5 separate regions of the Homo sapiens genome follow, and all the other regions are linked to region 1. Evidence: chromatin loops called from intact Hi-C (ENCODE). Cell type or tissue: endothelial cell of umbilical vein. All regions are shown on one strand. Region 1 has its middle 91 kb from the start of LINC02154. Region 2 has its middle 79 kb from the start of FAM9C. Region 3 has its middle 57 kb from the start of FAM9C. Region 4 overlaps LOC105373134 (a long non-coding RNA gene). Region 5 overlaps LINC02154 (long intergenic non-protein coding RNA 2154).

The links. Hi-C counts contacts between places; a loop is a spot of excess contacts. Peaks named below come from ENCODE experiments on the same cell type or tissue, not always from the same donor. Only the 100,000 strongest peaks of a DNase experiment are listed, where the experiment ranks them.
Region 2: it touches region 1 in a loop (10-fold over the local background); 10 of 110 quality-filtered maps call a loop at or near these places.
Region 3: a loop joins it to region 1, with 4 times the contacts of the local background. A loop is called at or near these places in 12 of 110 quality-filtered maps.
Region 4: a loop joins it to region 1, with 3 times the contacts of the local background. A loop is called at or near these places in 8 of 110 quality-filtered maps.
Region 5: it touches region 1 in a loop (4-fold over the local background); 5 of 110 quality-filtered maps call a loop at or near these places.

The regions. Positions count from the first base shown.
Region 1 is chrX:13,210,046-13,214,045 of GRCh38, forward strand. No RefSeq gene overlaps it. Among named protein-coding and RNA genes, the nearest start is that of LINC02154, 91 kb to the right of the region's middle. In endothelial cell of umbilical vein, no CTCF peak of the experiment used is centred here; a DNase peak (open chromatin) is centred at 2,386; H3K27ac peaks cover 2,437 bases.
Region 2 is chrX:13,122,003-13,126,002 of GRCh38, forward strand. No RefSeq gene overlaps it. Among named protein-coding and RNA genes, the nearest start is that of FAM9C, 79 kb to the left of the region's middle. In endothelial cell of umbilical vein, no CTCF peak of the experiment used is centred here; a DNase peak (open chromatin) is centred at 2,079; H3K27ac peaks cover 2,581 bases.
Region 3 is chrX:13,100,073-13,104,072 of GRCh38, forward strand. No RefSeq gene overlaps it. Among named protein-coding and RNA genes, the nearest start is that of FAM9C, 57 kb to the left of the region's middle. RefSeq lists a silencer at 2,778-3,072. In endothelial cell of umbilical vein, no CTCF peak of the experiment used is centred here; DNase peaks (open chromatin) are centred at 1,829 and 2,779; H3K27ac peaks cover 3,193 bases.
Region 4 is chrX:13,159,614-13,163,613 of GRCh38, forward strand. LOC105373134 (a long non-coding RNA gene) reads right to left here. Exons shown (of 3, transcript XR_001755798.2): 1 at 2,809-4,000. Among named protein-coding and RNA genes, the nearest start is that of FAM9C, 120 kb to the left of the region's middle. In endothelial cell of umbilical vein, no CTCF peak of the experiment used is centred here; a DNase peak (open chromatin) is centred at 1,618; H3K27ac peaks cover 1,713 bases.
Region 5 is chrX:13,285,626-13,289,625 of GRCh38, forward strand. All of the region lies in intron 1 of LINC02154 (long intergenic non-protein coding RNA 2154), which reads right to left. Among named protein-coding and RNA genes, the nearest start is that of LINC02154, 16 kb to the right of the region's middle. In endothelial cell of umbilical vein, no CTCF peak of the experiment used is centred here; a DNase peak (open chromatin) is centred at 2,406; H3K27ac peaks cover 2,723 bases.

The DNA.
Region 1 (4,000 bases):
CTGTGACTTCTGTGTTGGTGGGAGTGTAAATAGTTCAACCATTGTGGAAGACAGTGTGGTGATTCCTCAAGGATCTAGAACTAGAAATACCATTTGACCCAGCAATCCCATTACTGGGTATATACCCAAAGGATTATAAATCATGCTACTATAAAGACATATGCATGTGTATGTTTATTGCAGCACTATTCACAATAGCAAAGACGTGGAACCAACCCAAATGTCCATCAATAATAGGCCAGATAAAGAAAATGTGGCACATATACACCATGGAATACTATGCAGCCATAAAAAAGGATGAACTCATATCCTTTGCAGGGACATGGATGAAGCTGGAAACCATCGTTCTCAGCAAATCACCACAAGGACAGAGAACCAAACACTGCATGTTCTCACTCATAAGTGGGAGTTGAACAATGAGAACACATGGACACAGGGAGGTGAACATCATACACCAGGGCCTGTTGGGGGGTGGTGGGCTGGGGGAGCGATAGCATTAGGAGAAATACCTAATGTAAATGAAGGGTTGATGGGTGCAGCAAACCAACATGGCACATGTATACCTACGTAACAAACCTGCACATTGTGCACATGTACCCTAGAACTTAAAGTATAATAAAAAAAATTTAAAACCCACTAGCAAAAAAAAAATGTTCTTTTTTTGGTTATCAACATAAAATAAACTTTCTAGAATTTCCAAAAATTTAATCAGATATCTCAAATTTCCTGAAGTCCTGTTTGTTGGTGAATTCTTGGTATTTCTTTGAATCGTTCACTTTCAGTAATCATCCCCTCAAGCTAATTTTATCATTCAGAGAAGAATCAAATCTAGTTTCCAAATATCCAGAGTTGTGAGTCTAATTTTATCCCCAAACTGAAATATTAGCTAGTTGTCCCATAGATTGCCCCTGGTCTCACCAACCTTGTTTTGGATCTGCTGAGGAAGTCTCACATCTAGTATCTTTAAAATGAAGTTTTGATCCTGATTCCTAGTTCCATATTCTGGTCTCTATATAAATTTCCCACCACATTAATTGATAGTTAATTACAGGACTCTCTTGGAACTGGCCAACTTCTTCCCACCAGTAATTGACTCAGGCCCAAATTGGATGTCGTGAACTGGCACTGGACTCAAGATGCCCCTTTGTGTCTACTCTCATTTGAACCCTAGAGCTGAAGCTTGAACATTCTGAATTGGTATGCAAGACTGGAGTCCACTGAAATAGGGCTGGGTGAGAGCACCTGGATTAAATTCCCCCCACATTTTTCCTGGCAGTTGTGTTACCATTTAGGTTGAAGGAGGCCATCTTTGTGAGTGGAAATCCTCCAATACACTCATGACTTCACCAAAGACAAGTGTGACATATTCTTCCATTCACTTGAACATTCAAATGGATTTTCTAGAAATTTCTAAATACTACCAGAATTAAACACTTCATGTCCTAGGAGAATAAATACAAAATAATCTGGGGTTTCACTTTCCATGATTTCAGTTACCCATGTTCAACCAACGTTGGAAAATAAGTATGAGTATAGTATAATAAGATATTTTGAGGCTGGGCACAGTGGCTCACGCCTGTAACCCCAGAACTTTGGGAGGCCAAGGCGGGCTGATCGTTTGACATCAGGAGTTGGAGACCAGCCTGGCCAACATAGTGAAACCCCATCTCTACTAAAAATACATAAACTAGCCAGGAGTGGTGGCACACACCTGTAGTCCCAGCTACTTGGGAGACTGAAGCAGGAGAATTGTTTGAACCCAGGAGGCAGAGGTTGCACTGTGCCAAGGTCACTCGACTGCACTCCAGTCTGGGTGACAGAGTGAGACTCGGTCTCAAAAAAAAAAAGAAAAAAAAAGATATTTTGAAAGAGAGAAGGAGACACCACATTTATTTAACTTTATTGCAGTATATTATAATGGTTCTATTTTACTTTTAGTTATTGTTCATCTCTTACCATGCTTAATTTATAAATTACACTTTATCATAGGTATGTATGCATAGGAAAAAACAGTTCATATAGGGTTCAGTGTTATCCAGGGTTTCAGGCATCCACTGGGGATCTTGGAATGTATCCCCCATGGATAAAGGGAGACTATATCTACAGACACACACTCACACAAATAGGTCACAGAAGAGTTTCACTGCATGGGAAAGGGATTATCCTGGTGAAATACTAAGCCAAGTATCGGTGTCCATTTGCTCATTCTCATTAGGATTAAACTGAAAGCTGTTTATCTGCTGCTAGTTGCACAGGGATATATCTTGGCTTTACTTTCCAAATGGATTCTTGGCACAGTTGCATTGTTAGGGATATGGGATCCAAGACAAAAAGAAAAAAAAAACCAACATTGTGCTTAAGGAGTATACAAGAATTATGATTCCTAGATCTTTATCTACCTTGATGTTTTGAAAACTTGCTTTAAGAGAAATACCATGGGCCTGGAGTAGAAGGACAGGAAGGAAGGGGAAGCTGAGAGAACAGCCAGGAAGCTGGGACTAACAGCTGTTCTATTTTTCTGAACAGGGGGAATAAAATTAGGCAAGAGTTACAAATGCATGAGTGTAAAATAACAGCATGTCCAAGCAGGGCAGGGGGGTGGTGAGTCCTTATTGCTTGTGGGTAAAGGACAATTAAAATTAGTTTATGAAAAGTTCATAAAGATGAATAAAGTGAAAGTACTCAGCAAGGTATTCATCTCTCTCTAACACAGGCTTTTCCTGCTGTAGATGCATGAAGGGCGTGCTGAGATTCAATTAGTTTACCACCTCAGTGGATTTCTGCTATACGTACAGATTAAATACCAATTTCTATTCATTTCTGCCTTTCAACATTAAACCAAGGTGTGCGTAATGACGACAACAGCTTTCAACCAAAGGCCACAAAGACAGCTTCACAGGACTGAGCGACGTATCCACCTGGATTTATCTTTATGCAAAAGTCTTCATTTATGGCTTCTTTCTTTGTTCTTTCTCCAAACCAACCACTGTAAACTACACAACATGGCTCTTTTGCTTATTCATTTTTAAAAAGTCTTGTTTATTTATTATATAGAGATGGGGGTCTCACTATGTTGCCCAGGCTGATCTCAAACTCCTGGCCTCAAGCAATCCTCCTGCCTCAGCCTCCCAAAGTGCTGGGATTACAGGCGTAAGCCACTATGCCCAGTCCATGGCTCTCTGTTTATACCTCAGTTTTAAAAATCAGAGTAAACAGTCATTTTGGGCATTTGTTTTTCTGATAAAAGCTTCATAAATGTGCACACTCTTTTGCGTCTGCCTGCTCTCCCCACAGGCCTGTTGCTGCCCAAATCAGTGTGAAGAGTATGCCTTAATGGAGAAAACTACTGCTAAAAAGAGTCCATTAGCCCAATGGATGAATTTCTTGGACTGCATTAAAATCAGTTCAATCATTTAACACAATTATTAAATGCATAATATATAGCGGACCATTTTAGGCATGGAACACAGCACAGCAAATAAAACAGACACAAATCCCTGCCTTTATGGAATTTAGACCCTAGTGGTGATATAGGAAAAAAAATGAATAAAGGGAAGAGGGTTGGGAATGCCCAGGGTGGCGGTGGTAGAGCAGCTTTATAGCAGTTGATCCAGGGACGTAATGTTTGTGGAGATGTTTGAGCAAAGAAGGAGAAGGGAGCCAAGCAGATGTTTGAGAGAGAACATTCCACAAAGGTGAAATAACAAATGTGAAGGCCATGGAGTGAGACTGCCCTGCTGATGGCAAGGCTACACTGATGCCAGGTTGGCTACAGGGAGCAAGGGAGGAAGTGAAGCATAGTTTGGAATTATAATTAAAATTTCAAAAAAAGCGTTCTTTCTCAGCCTGATTCCTACTAGGATAATATTTCTCATTTTCCTTCTCCTTTTAGACAAGATAAATGATTTGAGGTGGGTTATTACTAGAAATTATTAAAAATAATAATAAGGCCATGCTCTCTGATATAGTTTCAATTATTACATTATTATCATATATGAAC
Region 2 (4,000 bases), 88 kb before region 1:
GACTGAAAGGAAAGTTCATCTTCAGAAGTCGGCACAGAGCAAGACTCATGGTTGAGGTTCTGTAGATATTAGCCATTACCATTCCTAATATCTCACAACCACAGTGGAGGTAATAATTTTTCAAGCAGTTTTATGCTTATTGTCTCATTTGACGAGAGTATTGTTCAAAAAGTAGGGGAAGGTGATTTTAATGAACTGAATATTTATGTCCCTCCCAAATTCACATATTGAAATCCTAACATCCAATGTGATGGTATTAGCAGGTAGGGCCTTTGGGAGGAAATTAGGTCATGAGGGTAGAGACCTCATGAATGAGACGTGTGCCCTTATAAAAGAAACCCCAGGAAGTTGTCTTACCCTCTTTCCTCCTGAAGAAGGATCTCACCAGAATCCAGTCATGTTGGCACCCTGATCTTGGACTTACAGCCTCCCGAACGATGAGAAATAATTTTTTGTTGTCGTTGTTTAAGAAGCCCGTTCTATGGTATTTTGTTATAGCAGCCTGAACTAAGACAGTGAATTTAGCCGCACATTAAAGAGAAGATGACCAAGGCAAAAAGATGGTGAGAAATTTGCCCAAGGTCACCAGTGACTTAGCATCAGTTCAATCTGGAACTGGATCCCCAAGACCCCAAGTCTCATGCACTTTTTTCCACCAGTGCTTCTCAAAAATTAATGTATACTCAGACAATCTGGGAATCCTGTTAAAACACAGATTCTGATTCAGCCAGTCTGGGGGAGGTGCTGAAATTCTGAATTTCTAACAAGCTCTGAGAAGGCGCCAATGCTGCTCGTTCATGGAACCCACTTGGAACAGTGAGGGTCTATAACTGGTTTCATCAACCTCTGGAACTTATGATTCCTTGAAGCTAAACTTTCATCAGAGTTCGAAGAAAAAAAAAGTGTGCAAAAAAAAAAATCACAAAACATATAATGAGATAACTCCCAAAGTTATTATAATCTCACTACTGTGAAGTTACAAGGGAGTTTATTACCAAAATACCCATCGAACTTCAAAGTGTCAGTACAAACAGGCAACCCTCAATTTTGCCAAGGCCTACAATCAATGAAAAGTTTCTATTCTGTTGCCTGATTGGAGGTCCTGCTGGGAGACACAAAAGTCCCTTCCCTCCTTCCCTTCATTTAGCACCAGGGAGTTCATTACCAATGGGGGCTCCATGCAAAAGAACATTTCTCTATCTTCTGAAAATTGATTGCTCCCTCTCTCTGTACATTTGTTTTTCATTTACACAGATATTTCAGCTATTTTTGATTTGTGGTGTAACCTAGGTAACCTAAATCAGCTAAAATAAGAACTAATTCCAACCTCCAGATCAAATGGCAAACCACACCTGAGCTTTGCACAGATCAAGTAGCAGAAGGAATAGCGAGGTTTTTGTGAGGAGGGCTGCCTTCTTTGATCTGATGTGGCCCGGACAGCATGGGAGCCGGTGCAGATGTGTAAGAGAGGCTCAAGTGCCACTTTGGAAGATTCACCAAGAAGAGTGCATTCTTCTCTCTTCTGGTTTCTCCATATTGTTCTTTTGGGTGTTCACTTTCAGATTCTGCTGGCCTTTGCATATTAGAGAAGAGGTTGGCAAACTTTGTCTGTAAAGGGTCAGCCAGTAAATATTTTCGGCTTTGAAGGCCACATACACGGTCTCTGTCACAACTACTCAACTGTGCCCTTTGAGCTCAAAAGCAGCCACAGACAATATGTAAACAATTGGGCATGGCTATGTTCCAAATAAACTTTATTCATGGACACTGAAATCCTAATTTCAATTAATTTTCATTTGTCATGAAATATTATTTTCCTTTTGATTTTTTTTCACCATTTAAAAATGTAAAAACCACTCTGCTTGCAGGCTGTATAAAACCAGGCGGCAGGCCGGAGGACTTGGCTCACAGGCCATAGTTTGTCTACCGTTATACATATTAGAGTCATACAAGTACAGCCAAATGCAACATTCTCATAAAACATAATGTTAAAAATCAGATGGAGAATAGACCTCCAGATTTCCTGCGTTTATGATGACAGCTTTACAGGAAACCAAAACTGTGTGCTGGGGACTGTTCTGGGTATTCTGCAAATGTTTTTTCGTGTTTGTCTTTGGTATATAATACATTCTCATTTCCTAGGGCTGTTTAGTTTGTGAATGTGAAACTGTCGACTTCCTGTGTCAACTTCAAGTAGCTAAGTTTTCCTATTTGTTTGAATTCCTGTAGTGGACCCTCATCTTATATTTATTTATTTTGGCTCCAAAGACTGACCATATTCATAGTAAGAGTTTGGCAATGTAAGTAGTCATTTTCTGCAAAGAAATATATTCTGACCGAATCATTTCACTGAAACCTCCTAAACCATGAACTTTTATTCTAGAACTAATAAGTGTTTGTGGCAAAGTTCTTTAGCCCTTTGGCTTGTACATTTTATGGCTACAAAAAGGTAGTTGGAATTTTTTTTTTTCGTGAAGGAATTTCATGCATAGCCCAGGACTGTTTTAAGTGTAGAATTTATCTTTGCAACATGCATCTTCAACATGCATGTATGCTTTCTGAGTATGTGCAATTATTCTACTTTTGTGTTAGATGTTCTAAGCTTTTGTGTCTTTCTTGTCACATCATATACAGATTCCTTTCAACCATTACCTTATACATACCCTTTAACTTCAATAGCTTTAGCTGTAGGAATGTCTGTAAAGTCACAAAATTAATTTTCTCCAAACACCACATTCATTTATCCCTCCCCTTAGTGGCACGAACTTAACACAAGGCACACGAGCTTTCAGACTTGAGATTCTTTTTTTATGACTTCTTTAAACCATCATCTAATTGTTGATCTGACAGATTGCATACTCAGAGTAAGTTTATTAACCAGAGCATCTTTTTTGATACCATAAAATTAATTTATTTCTGCCCCAAGAGTGCATTTTGGGAGTGGGTTAGTAAGAAACATCTGAATCATAATCATTTTTGGAACATCCCTTGTACTCCATAAAAATAACATTGATTCAGAACCACTCCCAATTCTCTGCTCCTTCAGGAGACAGGATAGTGGAATTGATTAGCGCTCAGCTGCTGAATGCTGAAGGACGCCCACAGGCCTGGAAAAGACTTGGCTAGGCCTCTGCCAATACCCCTGACGGAAGAAGGGAACATTGGTCGGCTCCCTTTCAGATAATGTGCTTGGGTTTTGCCGTACCTTTGAAAAGACATTGAGACATAAAGGCTTTGTCAGAAGAGGAGGAGGATGCAGGAGGGTGAAGGCTGCAGCCTTGGCCCAGCTGAAGTGCCCCACACAAATTTTCAGATCTCTGACATCTGTGTTTCCTCTGGCCTGACCTTTTCCTAGTCCTTCCCTGGCTTAAGGGGTAGCAGTCCCAAGAATACAAGCCTATGTCACAACACCCTGCATGATCAAGGACGTCCCTGGGTGGCCTAACAATAAAAGCACAGCATTCTGGAGGAAAGAACAAAAAATGGACAAGAAGAATGCCAAATAAGCAAATCTGCAATGTCATAAGGGTCAAGGTAGTCAATGTCTGTTTTATTGCCAATTCACAGAACAGAAAAAAATGTAGCTTTAAAACGATAACAACAACAATAAAAGCATATCCACTGGCACATCTTCCTTGTTTTCAGTGATTAATGCTTTGAAGAAAGTTGATTGGAAGAGAAACACAGTCATCTTAAAATACAGACATGTGCTTTTTTGCTTATAAGCAACTGTAGCTCAGAACTCCAATCACTTCTGTTTTGCCCTTCAAATTTCCATCCGTGGTAGACATGTCAAGAAGGAACACCCCATTATTCTCAATTAGCTGCCCTCCTGGAGGAGGTAGGTACACACACGATGCAAAAGTCATTTCTGTTTGACTCAAGATTAATTATTATTGTTATTATTATTATTATTATTATTTTGACACAGAGTCTCGCTCTGTTGCCTAGGCTGGAGTGCAGTGACACACACAATCTTGGCTTACTGCGACTTCTGCCT
Region 3 (4,000 bases), 110 kb before region 1:
TGCTCAGCATGCCACAGCTGATACTTTGGGGTATCATTCTCTGAGCCCCAACCTCTATAAAATCCAGGCATCCAGATATTTGGACTATGTAATACCAAACAAACCAGTTGATCTGTTTTTCCTGAATTGGACAAACTATTCTGACATTGCATAAGTACAACCAGCATGATTTAAGTTTTATTTGCAGACAGAAACCAATTGGGACTGACCTGATTTTCTATGTTAATTAATCAAATATTGTTGTTCAAACATTTTGGTACCTCTCAGCTAAAAGAATTTAAAAGTCCTGTTACTTTAATCCTGTTGTGGAATGTTTTTTAAAACTTATAGCTAATTAACAATCTTCATGGGCAACTAGAGCACCTCAGGCTCTGGTAAACATAAGGGATCAATGGTTATTAATCAAAGGTGGTGTAGTTGGAAGAAGCCTGGAGTAGGAGGCAAGAGACCTAGGTTCTACTGCTTGCTTGAGCTGAACTGTGCTTCCTTAAGCTTCCATGAGAGTAGATACCTTCTAGCAAAAAAAAAAATAAGAGAGAGAGAGAGAGACTAGATACTTAAGGAAACATACATTTGTAAAAAGACTAAAACCAAAGTGATTAACTACTGTCTAAATATAATTCATTCCCAAAACAGGCAAGCAAACAAACAACAAAACAATCCTAACAATGTAGGTGTTTATGTACCTCCCATATAAAAAGGATCTGAAACCCTGAAGCCACAGGATTCAACCAGGCAAGTAGAGAATTATTTTCTTTATTTTAAAACAATACTAAAGTCATGCATAATTAATGCTGAAAAATTAGAAAATAAGGAAAAAGAAACTAATCAATGAATAAAATCAATTAAAACTCTACCACCCAGTAAAAACCACTGCTAGCATATCAGTGCTATATTCGTCCATAGATCCATATACATACATGATGCATGTATATTTCAAATGGGATCATGTTGTAGCCACTGTCCTGAAATCCTGAAATCTGCTTCTTTGAGCTAATGCCGTATTGTGAAGCAGCTTGCGTGCTAATAAATATGCATCTTCATCACCCATTGTAATGACTACATTATATTCCATTGTAGGCTTGAAAATATTAACAACTAACAAACCTAGTGCTTCCTCTGTGCCCAGCACTTTTCTAAGCACTGTAACAGCATGCCTGTGAGGTAGGTAGTATGATTACTCCTGTTTTACAGAGAAACTGAGTTAAGGAGAAGGTAATTAACTTGCCATTTGGGGTTCAACCCCAAATGGTCCAGGATCAGAGTCCAAGCTCTGAACACCTGGCCATGCTGCTCCTTGCCTCTTCCTTTTGGTTGGATCTTTATGTTATGTCTAATAGTTCATTATTTTAAACAGTGCAGGTTAATTTAAACCTCTACGTCCTCAAAAGAGTGGTGGTGGAGGGTGGAGGTAGAAGGGGAAGCATTGATAAGAGATGACTTTTTAATAAGAGAGTAACAGAGAGACATTCTTTTGGATAAAATCAGATTAGAAGGTGTTCATTCTCATGGTAAAAGTGAGAGCTCATAAAATCACTGTAGTTACTTAGGGGAGGGGGAATTTTCAGGCATGTGCAGAAGGCGTATTTGCAGGACTGTGAGACAGACAGATTTCACCAATTACATAGATCTACATGGAAGAAAATGTTAATAGCAACTGCGTAGTAGAAAAGAGTAGCCCTGCTAATGAAAATACAGAGTTAATTTTCTGTAGTCTGAACTTTGACCCATTGTGAAGACAGAAATAGAAGTCCTTGGCAATTAGAGTAGGAACTTGCTGTGAAGGAAGTGAACATTCATTTGAGACTGGGTGTGGTGGGAAATAAAGCAAATGATGACTCACAGACAGATCAGCGGACAAGGCGAGGCTAGGCCTGGGAGGAGCGAGGAGACCTGAACGAAGCTAGGCAGGCGCTTCTCTGTTCAGACTCACAAGGCGTCACTGGCTCACTCTGGACACAGAATATCTTTACTGATAGCTGCACATCATTATTATTTCATTTTACAAATTACACAACTGGCATATTCCCACTGTAGAATAGTTTTAAAGTGAGATGAATAAGAAGAAAGTAAAGTGAAATCCATCCATTACCTTAGACATTCTTAGATACCCATATTAAGAGTTGGCATATATTTTCACATTATTTTCCTATATACTTTTAAAATAAAGATGGGATTTTCACCACTCAACAATAAACATATAATTGCATCATTTTTCATATAATGGGATGCTATGTAGCCATTAGAAATGATAAAAATATGTTATTTGACCAAATAGTAATGGGCATTGTGCGTACATGGTCTTAACTAGCCAGTAACCATTTTTCCTTTGGTTCATGGAATTCATGAATTCTACAAAGTTAATCTTATATTGGGGTGATCTCATTGACTTTTAAGTGCCACTGCAGTTAAGTAAGAGTGGGGATGGGGTATGAACTTCAGGAGTGAAAAAAAACAAAAACAAAAACAAAACAAAATGCTTTATTACAATATCTTTTCCAAACTACTTTGGATGGCCCCGAGGAGGTCAGAAAAAGAGGAGAGCGATTATCATTAATCTTATTCCTCTCTTTACAGCCACATTAACCTGAAAGAACAAAAATGTAGAATACCTTCCTCATCTTCTCACTTTTTCTTTAACTCTCACATAGTAAGGAATCCAGAAGAATAAGGCTACAAAGCTACAGGCAAAACAGTAACAGGAATGGCAAGCATGTCCTGTTTGTGGACTAAAAACACAGAGCATTCCTTGGAAAGCCAAACTTTTGATATTGAGATTAGAAAGAGGTTTTCTAGGGCAGCACATGTCCAAGTATTAAACACAAGTCAGATCTTATGAAAGTCTAAGCAGGTCATAAAACAACCCAATGAGCTTAGAAGAGTGGAGAGCTATAGTTAGAGTGCCTGGACCCTTGATTATCTTATTTCCATGAGCTCTAATTAGCATAGTACAGAAGACATTAATGCAATCAGCCACAATTATTTATTGAGTTTCTACTATGTGTCAGATGGTTTTTTGGGTCGTGGGTATGTAATACCGAACAAAAGCATCATGGTGCCTACCCTCACAGAACTTATAAATTAGCAGCAGGGTGGGGAGTGGGGGGTGGTAAACAAGTGAACAGGTAGACAAATCATTCTAAAGAGGGACAAGATTCTAAATAGACATTTTTCCAAATAGGCTATTCAAATGGCTAATACCCACGTGGAAAGATCCTCAATTAGTCATAAGGGAAATACAAATCAAAACCACAATGAGATATTTCATCAAACACACAAGAAGGGCTATTATAAAAAAAGACAAACAACAACAAATGTTGGTGAGGATGTGGAGAAATTAGAACTCTTTTACACTGCTGATGGGATTGTAAAATGGTAGAGCCACTTTGGAAAGCAGTTTGACAGTTCCTCAAAAGTTTAAACACAGAGTTACCATATTGTTACCTTATGCAATAAAGAATTTGGGTCGAGCCCATAGGGTAAAGTGAAAGAAAGTAAAGGAATAAAAGAATGGCTACTCTATAGGAGTAGGATCACTCCATAGTAGTGGCATGAGCTGCCCGACTGAGTATACTTATGGTTATTTCTTGATCATATGCTAAACAAGGGGTGGATTATTCTTGAGGTTTCTGGGAAAGAGGTGGGCAATTCCTGGAAGTAAAGGCTCCTCCCATTTGTAGATCATTTAGGGTAACTTCTGGACATTGCCATGGCATTTGTAAACTGTCATGGTGCTGGTGGAAGTGCCTCTTAGCATGCCAACGCGTTATAACTAGTGTATAATGAGCAGTGAGGACAACCAGAGTTCACTTACGTTGCCACCTTGGTTTTGGTGGGTTTTGACCAGCTTCTTTACTGCAACCTGTTTTATCAGCAAGGTCTTATTGACCTGTATCTTCTGCTGACCTCCTATCTCACCCTGTGACTGAAAATGCCTAACCTACTGGGAATGCAGCCCAGCAGGTCTCAGCCTTATTTTACTCAGCCCCTATTCAAGATG
Region 4 (4,000 bases), 50 kb before region 1:
ATGCATTGCATGTGGGTCAGCAATGGGATTGGGGTACTGGTTTGGCATAAGGGATGACAAGTGGAAACCAAGGAAACCCTTGGAGTTCCAGCTGGGACTCTGGGAGAATTCTGGTATCCTAAGACAAAGAAGTCAAGAAGAACAGCTGTTTTGTGGGGTGGGTAAAAGACAGAGCAATTTTCATATTAGAAACTTCAAGTCTGAGGGCATTTTTGAGAGCAGGAGGCCTGGAACTTGGAGAAAGGTATTGGTCAGAACAGAGGTTGACTGCCTGCTTTTCTAAGGTCCATGAGCTAGAGAATAGTTTTCACACTGTCAAGTGGTTGGGAAAAAAAAAATCCAAAGAATAATATATTGTGACAAGTGAAAATTACATGAAATTGAAATCTCAATGTTCATAAAGTTTATTGGAACACAGCCATGCCCATTCATTGACATATGGTCTTTGGCTGATTTCATGCTGCAATAGGAGAGTTGAGTGGTTGCAATAGATTGCATGGCCTGCAAAGCCTGACAAATTTACTATCTGGCCCTTTACAGAGAAAGTTTGTTGGCTCCTGAATTAGTGACAAACTTGGGAGGTATGGCCTCCCAATTGTGATTCTTAAACCTGAAAGAGTGAGAGTGATCCAAATTAACAGTGTATAGAAAAAAGGAGCCAGGGCCAGTCCTTGGGGCTGCTTATGTTTGGGGACCAGAGATAGGTAAAAGAATCAGTGAAGATAGTAAATAAGTTGAAATAAACCTCAATTTAATTAAACATGTCAACTCCCAGACTATTTTATTGCTTGGTACTTAAAACACACTCCCAAGAGGAAGATTAATTAATAAAGCTGCAGTGTGGGATAGCTATCCAGCTGGAAGCAGCACAGGCCCCTAACAAGGTTTGTTTTTGGCAAATTCCCATCTCCAGTCTTCTCTTCTCCCACAATAGGGTGAAGCATCCCATTCCTGCCTTATCCCCAGAAGGCCTGGCTTCCAGACATCTGTCTCAGAAAGAGGTATGAGGCAGAAGGTTCCACTAGGTAAATTGTTGATAAAAGCTCAAGTGCAATTCCTGCCCTAGGATTTGGACTTGAATAAAGGGACTCTCAAGACACTGAGGAATGACTCTCAATTCTGGAAAGTGTAGGCACTTGCAAAGGGGCAGAGAGTTGTGTGAGAATATGGAGGAGGAAGATTCTTGGATGGTCCCTCCAATCAGGCCAGTTGTATGTGCTACGTATGTAGGGGTTGGACCCACCCCCTTGTCCAGTGATCTTGGAGAAGTCACTTAAACGTTCTCTTTTGGTAACTCATCTGGAATTAGGGAATAAATTCTAAGCAACTTTTAAATAAGAAGCATAAAAGCATTTGAGTCTTCAGATTTGCTTAATTGATCATTGCAGACGGTTGTGTCAATAACAATGACGTTTAGAGGAAAAGGTGAAATTGGTTTCTTTTTCTTTTCTTGGACTTAGCTCCAGGAGCAGGGAACAGGAAGCCATTCCCAGAAGTTGCTTTCCCCTCCCACCCCTGAGTACGTGGCAGGGCCAACAGATGTGGCTGAATGCCCAGGCCCAGGGCCATGAGTACTAACCTATGCCCTGGAAAGCAGGAAACACATTGTCTTCATGTACTCTGCAATTTGGGAGCAAACACCAGCAGCTCTTGCAGGGGGCCTTTGTGGGTCCAAATTCAATGGACTGTCTGCTCTCTCTCACCACTGCTCCACCTTTCATTTGTCTGAACGTGGAAACACACACACACACACACACACACACACACACACACTCCAAGCGCTTTTACTTTTCCTCACTCAACAACAATGCAGAAAACTTCTGTGACCAAATATGTGTGTGTGTGTGTGTGTGTGTGTGTGTGTGTGTGTGTGTGTGTGGCGGGTGGGGGGGTGGGGCATTTCTCTACACATCAAGGAGCAGATCAGCTGCATGTCCTCTAATTCAGTTCTGACACTCTCTACCCAGAGAGTGTCAGATCCCACAGGTTGAGGGCTCAGTCCCCAAGACTGCCCCCACCCCCACTTCTGATACCAATTAAAAGCTGCAGGTTATTTTTCTTGTGCTTCTGACCGACTGGCTATAATCAGGTTGCCCACAATCCCCCTTTCTTGGGTTCAATTAATTTGCTGGAGTGGCTCACAGAACTCAGAAAAACACTTATGTTTACTCATGTATTATAAAAGATGTTACACAGGATACAGATGAAGAGATGTGTAGGGCGTGGTATGAGGGAAGGGGTGCAGAGCTTTGATACCCTCCCTGGGCACCACCCTCCAGGAACCTCTACGTGGTCAGCTATCTGGAAGCTCTCTGAATCCTGTCTTCTTGGGTTTTTCTAGAGGCTTTATTACTTAGGCGTGATTGATCAAACCATTGGCCATTGGTGATACACTCAACATCTCCTCTCCCTTCCCTGGAGGTTGGGAGTGGTGCTAAAAGTTAGTCTTTCTGGGTGACAAACCCCCATCCTGAAGCTGCCTAGGGGCTGCCTGCTATCAGTCAACTCATTAGGGTACAAAAAGACAACACTTTGGAATTTCTAAGGATTTTAGGATTTGTATGCCAGGAAACAGGGTCAAAGACCAAATATACATCACAATATCACAATTTGCTTGTTTTTTGTTTCAGCTTGGGATCAGCCTTATTTTTAATACACAGATGCTCTCCTACACAGGAACCCCTTACTTATTAGGGACCTTTGAGATTCCTTTTCAGATCCCCCTGTTGCCATGGAATTGTAGCTGGAACATCCACTCCACTTCCTACTGACTGGCTCCTGACATTTCTCAGTCCCCAAATATCTCACCTTCTCCCAACAGCCTGAATTTTTGTTTTCTTCACCCAGTTTCTGTTTGCAATGGCATTTGTCAGATTTTCACATATCAACATCCTTCTTAATAATGAGAACCTTTTAGGCATTCACATTCTCATATAGATCCACTCAGTCAGATTGCTTTCCACTTAGCTGAATCCACCATATAGAGAAAAGGAAGCTTCTATTGCAGGAATCAGAAGACGAGATGATTCTAGAACATGAAATATTGGTAATGGCTCATCAGGATGGGGTGCTAGTGGGAGGGATAGGAAAGCCTGGGAGCCCTGGGAAACCTGATAATCCCAAAAGAAAGGCAATAGAACGTGGCAAAGGAGCATAGGAAAGGAGCTTGTTGACCCACACCTGCGCTGCACTATCTGTAAGAGTAGTTCTGCGACAGCACCATGCAGAGGAAACTCCTTTAGTCCACTTCTTCACCTGCTCCTCTTCCCCTTATTTTCTTCTTTTCCCTCTGCCTCAGTAGAGTGAGTCAAAGTGGAGTCCTCTGAAATGTACTTTGGCCCTAGAGTCCTATGGATCCGTGTTCACATTTTGAACAAGTTACTCAATCACTCTGAACCCTAGTGTGTACATCTACAAAACAGGGGATCTACCCTGAAGGGATGCTGTGAGAATTAGGTGGAATAATACATGTAAAGGCATCTGCACAAGTTAGTTTTTTTTCTTCTCTGAAAGCACTGACTGGAGCTGCTCAGGAAGTACCAACTGGTGCCAGTTCCCCAATGAAGTATGTGTGTGATAAATTATCCTGCATATCTATATGCACACACCCCTATTCACTTAGCTTATCCAAAAAAACTAGAAGCAGCATAGAGGAACAACATTAGCAGACTTTGCTTGGGGGAAATCAGACCTTGGATTCCCCTGCCTCCCAACCCCCAACCTCACCAAATTAGTATATTATCAGGTTCCATCTAAGCGTGTACCCATGGCAAATGCACTGTTCACTGGTAGTTAATGGAAATAATGCCCATCCAATATGGGGCCACCAAAACCTTCATAATACAGTGCGGTTGCTGACCTGGAAATGATCTCAGCAAGCATCTGGCCCGCTAACCATCAAACCCTCCCACTTCCTTCTATATATAGGAAAATGGAGGCACAGAGAATTTAAGTGCTTTTAGAAGGTAATAGTTGAGAAAAAACTAGGACTAGAACTCAA
Region 5 (4,000 bases), 76 kb after region 1:
ATAGGCTGACTAGCTGCTAACATACTGCAGTCCATCTGGCTGTGAACAGCAGAACAAAAAGAGCTAATTAGCACACTGTAACAGCCACTCTGGGGCTTTGGGGTCACAGGCACCCCTGCCTGGGTACCACCACATTCCCCTTGGGGCAACATGCCTGGTCTGGCGGCAGGCCCTGCATGGAACTTGCTTCTGTGTCGGCACTTGGAGTGGCCAGCTGGACCCCACACTCACTCACTCATGTGTTCCCTCCCCCTAGGGGCTGAGGATGCAGTTGTGCAGCTGCAGGAGTTACAGGCCGGAATGCAAGCCAGATGTGGCCCGGTGGGCCGTGTAGAGGGTGTGCCCCCTGCTGCAAGTCTGGCAAAGGGGCTGTGAAAAATCCTGTGTCACCGTGACCTTGTAAGTCCTATGTTAAAAAATGCAAAGCCACAAGATGCAAGAAGCCTGGGTACCAAAATTATCGCTTGGAGGAATGTTACCCATCTATCAGGAATACCTCTTTTGGACCTTACATGAAAAGGAAATACACTTCTATTTTCTTAAGCCACTGAGATTTGGGGTTTATGTGTTATCGCATACTTTACCTTAACTGGTAAAGATAAATGCTGTACGTCTTAAAATAAAGTACTATTTTTCTCCTAATAACAGGGATATTTTCATTGTTTACTATTTGGAAAATACTCCATACTAGGTGTTAATGTCATCTGAAATATGTTTTTAGGAATAACTCTTTGGAAAATAACTTTGCTAGTCATAACTTTCTTTCTTTTTCCTGAAAGTGGAAGGTAAAGGAGGAGGAAAAAACCTCAATCGAGATGCATTATTCTAGTTAAAGTTCTAGCAATGACTCAGGTTATTCTAATAACTAAATTAACTCAGCGAATCAAGCAATTTTGGAAATTGCAACTTTCTCAGGGCTCCAAGCCATGATACACTCAATGTTTCAACAACAGTATTTCTACTTTACTACTAGGACACAACTTGGGCTTTGGTAGAAATTTTCTCAACATATTTCAGTACATACGGAACATTTTAAATTATTTCTTATGTAATATTTCTAGCACTTTGACCAATTTATTTGTGATCAGGGCAATCTGGATATGAATACATTACAAACTACTATGAATAAAAGTCTGTTTGTTTTATGTATGATTATATAGAATTAACTAGCTGGTGTTCATCAGACATCAGCTAAGATCACCCCCACCCACCTCTTTGTAATTGACCTGAAACTGACTTGAATTCCCGAAACTTGATTAACTCAATTTCCTCAAATATCCCAAGCATTTTCACATGAGAGTACAATTTAGTGAATGAACATTTGGAATGACAAGGGAAGAGGAAGTATAAATCTCTATACTAAAAAGCAATCATTTAAAATATGATTATTATGTATTCATATATTAAAGAAAGGACTCTGACCTTCATCTCTTCTCCTATTTCAGCTTTCAATTCCAGTTCATGTTACATACAAAGAATTTGAACTATTTCCTTGTTTCACTATCTCCTTTCAGATCATGTCCTCAGAGTTTCATTCTCTACACCTAAAGCACTCAATCAATGTAATCCTAAGTAAAGCTGCTCCAAAGGCTCGGGTGACATCTGTTAAAATAACTACCCTTACATACACACACACACACACACACACACACACACACACACACAAACACGCGCGCGCGCGCAGTATCCTCGGTTTATGGTTCTTGGTGATTCTGAAACAGTGAGAGAAATAATGAATTTTGAACATAAGATGTAATTAAAAATAGTGCTTCTTAGAATTAACATACACATTACACACGTTACCTGTGAATTGTGAATCTTATTAAAATGCAGATTCTGAGTCCATAGTCCATTCTGGGGTGAGATCTGAGATTCTACATTTCTAACAAGCTTCCAGTTGATGCTAATGCTACCAGCACTTGGGCCACAGTTTGAGTACCTAGATTGTAGAACATTCAAATATTCATTGTAGGGTAGAAAAAAATTCTCACCCATTGTAAGGGTCATGGCTGTGGCATCTATAATACAAGACAGATTAATGAGAGAAAACCATACAAATCTGTTTAATATAAATTTTACACGACATGGGAGTCTTCAGAAATGAATACTCAAAGAAACAGGGCAAACTTTTTATAGATAGTTGTGCATAAGTATTATTGGGGGACAAAAGGGTACGATCTTGTAAAATTAAATCATTCAGACTTAAAGCTGTTGGAACTTTAAATTATTTTGAGCTTTGAGAGGAATGTGACTATGTGGCATGAGTCATGTAGCATGCAGCTGCAACTTCTACTTTTTCCTGCAAATCATTAGGAAAGGCCTTGTGGCACCAGAGATAAGACCCCCTTCAGATCATCACCCCTCCTCACAGAATGCTAAAGCAACCTACCTTGGAATGTAGCAAACTATAACCAACCAAACTGCTATACCATATATATTGACCTTGTATGGAAAATGTTGCAACTCTGTTAACTGCCTATATAAGTGAAACCTTAACTTTCCCACTTTGGAACGCTGACCCATTCTTTTATAGTCAGTGTTTCTGGGTGTCCATCCTCAAGCTTTGCACTCAAATAAACTCGAATAAGCACAGTTGATTATATTTTCTGAGTCATATTATTTAAGGTTGACAGTCTAATGGTAATAAACTAGAGGGAACTTAGCAAGGCATGTTTGTTCAGATTCTTTTTTGTGTTCCTTTGCCTTCAGAGATAGGGACATTCCTTTCCTCAGGTATAGAAAGGACACCTCTGGAATGAAGGTTTTATGGCCTACTTTAGAGGAAGGTCAGATAATTCTTTTATGGCCTGCTTCAGGGGAGAACGGTGAAAGAAAGCCAAGAGAAACCTTCCTGCTTCTGCTATTATTTCAAATGCCAAGGTGCCATTTTTGGGGGTAGCATATCCTGAACCCCGTAACTATCCATTTACTGGTATTGTTCTGGTCACCTAAGAATCACGTGGAGAAGAAGAGTGATTAGACATACAGCCAACTGGACCCTCTTCCTTGGAAGTTCTGATTAGGTACACCTTTTAGAAAACTCTTTGGATGAACCTAACGTTGGGAACCTCTGATTAAGGCTTCTGCTCCTCAAAGTGGGGTCCTCAAACAAGCCGGACTAGCAGCCTTCAGGAGCTTCATAGATATGTAGAATCTTGGGTCTTAACCCAGCCTTACTGAATAAGAATTTACATTTTAACAAGAATCTCCGTTGATTTGTATGTACATTGAAATTTGAGAAGCGCTACTCTAGAATATCATAACAATACAGTGGAAAGAGAGAACTGGGGATATTTTAAGTGCAAAACATTAACATCATCATAGCCAACACTCACTGGAGAGTCAGAAAGTACGTTATATTAGTATGCTGTTTTACAATTCAAATTGTTTTCAGACATGTTTTTCTTATTCAATTTAATCAGTATCTCTCAATATCCTTCTGGGAGACAGGTATTATTCTCCTACTTTTATAAATAAATCTTGGTTTATTACTGAGGTTAGAAACTAAGTTGTTTTTGTTTTTTGTTTGTTTGTTTGTTTTTGAAACAGGGTCTTGCTCTGTCACCCAGGCTGGAATTCAGGGACACGAACGTGGCTCACAGCAGCCTTGAACTCGTGGGCTCAAGTGATTCTTCCTCCTCAACCTCTCAAGTATCTAGGACCACAGGCACACAACACCATGCCTGGCTAATTTTTAAAATTTTCTGTAGAGATGGGGGTCTCATCATGTTGCCCAGGCTGGTCTTGAACTCCTGGTCTCAAGGGATCCACCCACGTCGGCCTCCCAATGTACTGGGATTACAGGTGTGAGCCACTGCACCTGGCTGAAACTAAGTTTTATTCAACTTGGTAAGACTCATACATTTTAAAAGCTAACATTTACTATCAAGGGAAGAATCCTTAAAACGGAACTTGAATCTTACTCAAAATAGTCTCTCGGTCAATCAGTTAGTATATGTTTATGTGAAGAGGAAATTTACTTGCTCATCCTGAACTTATT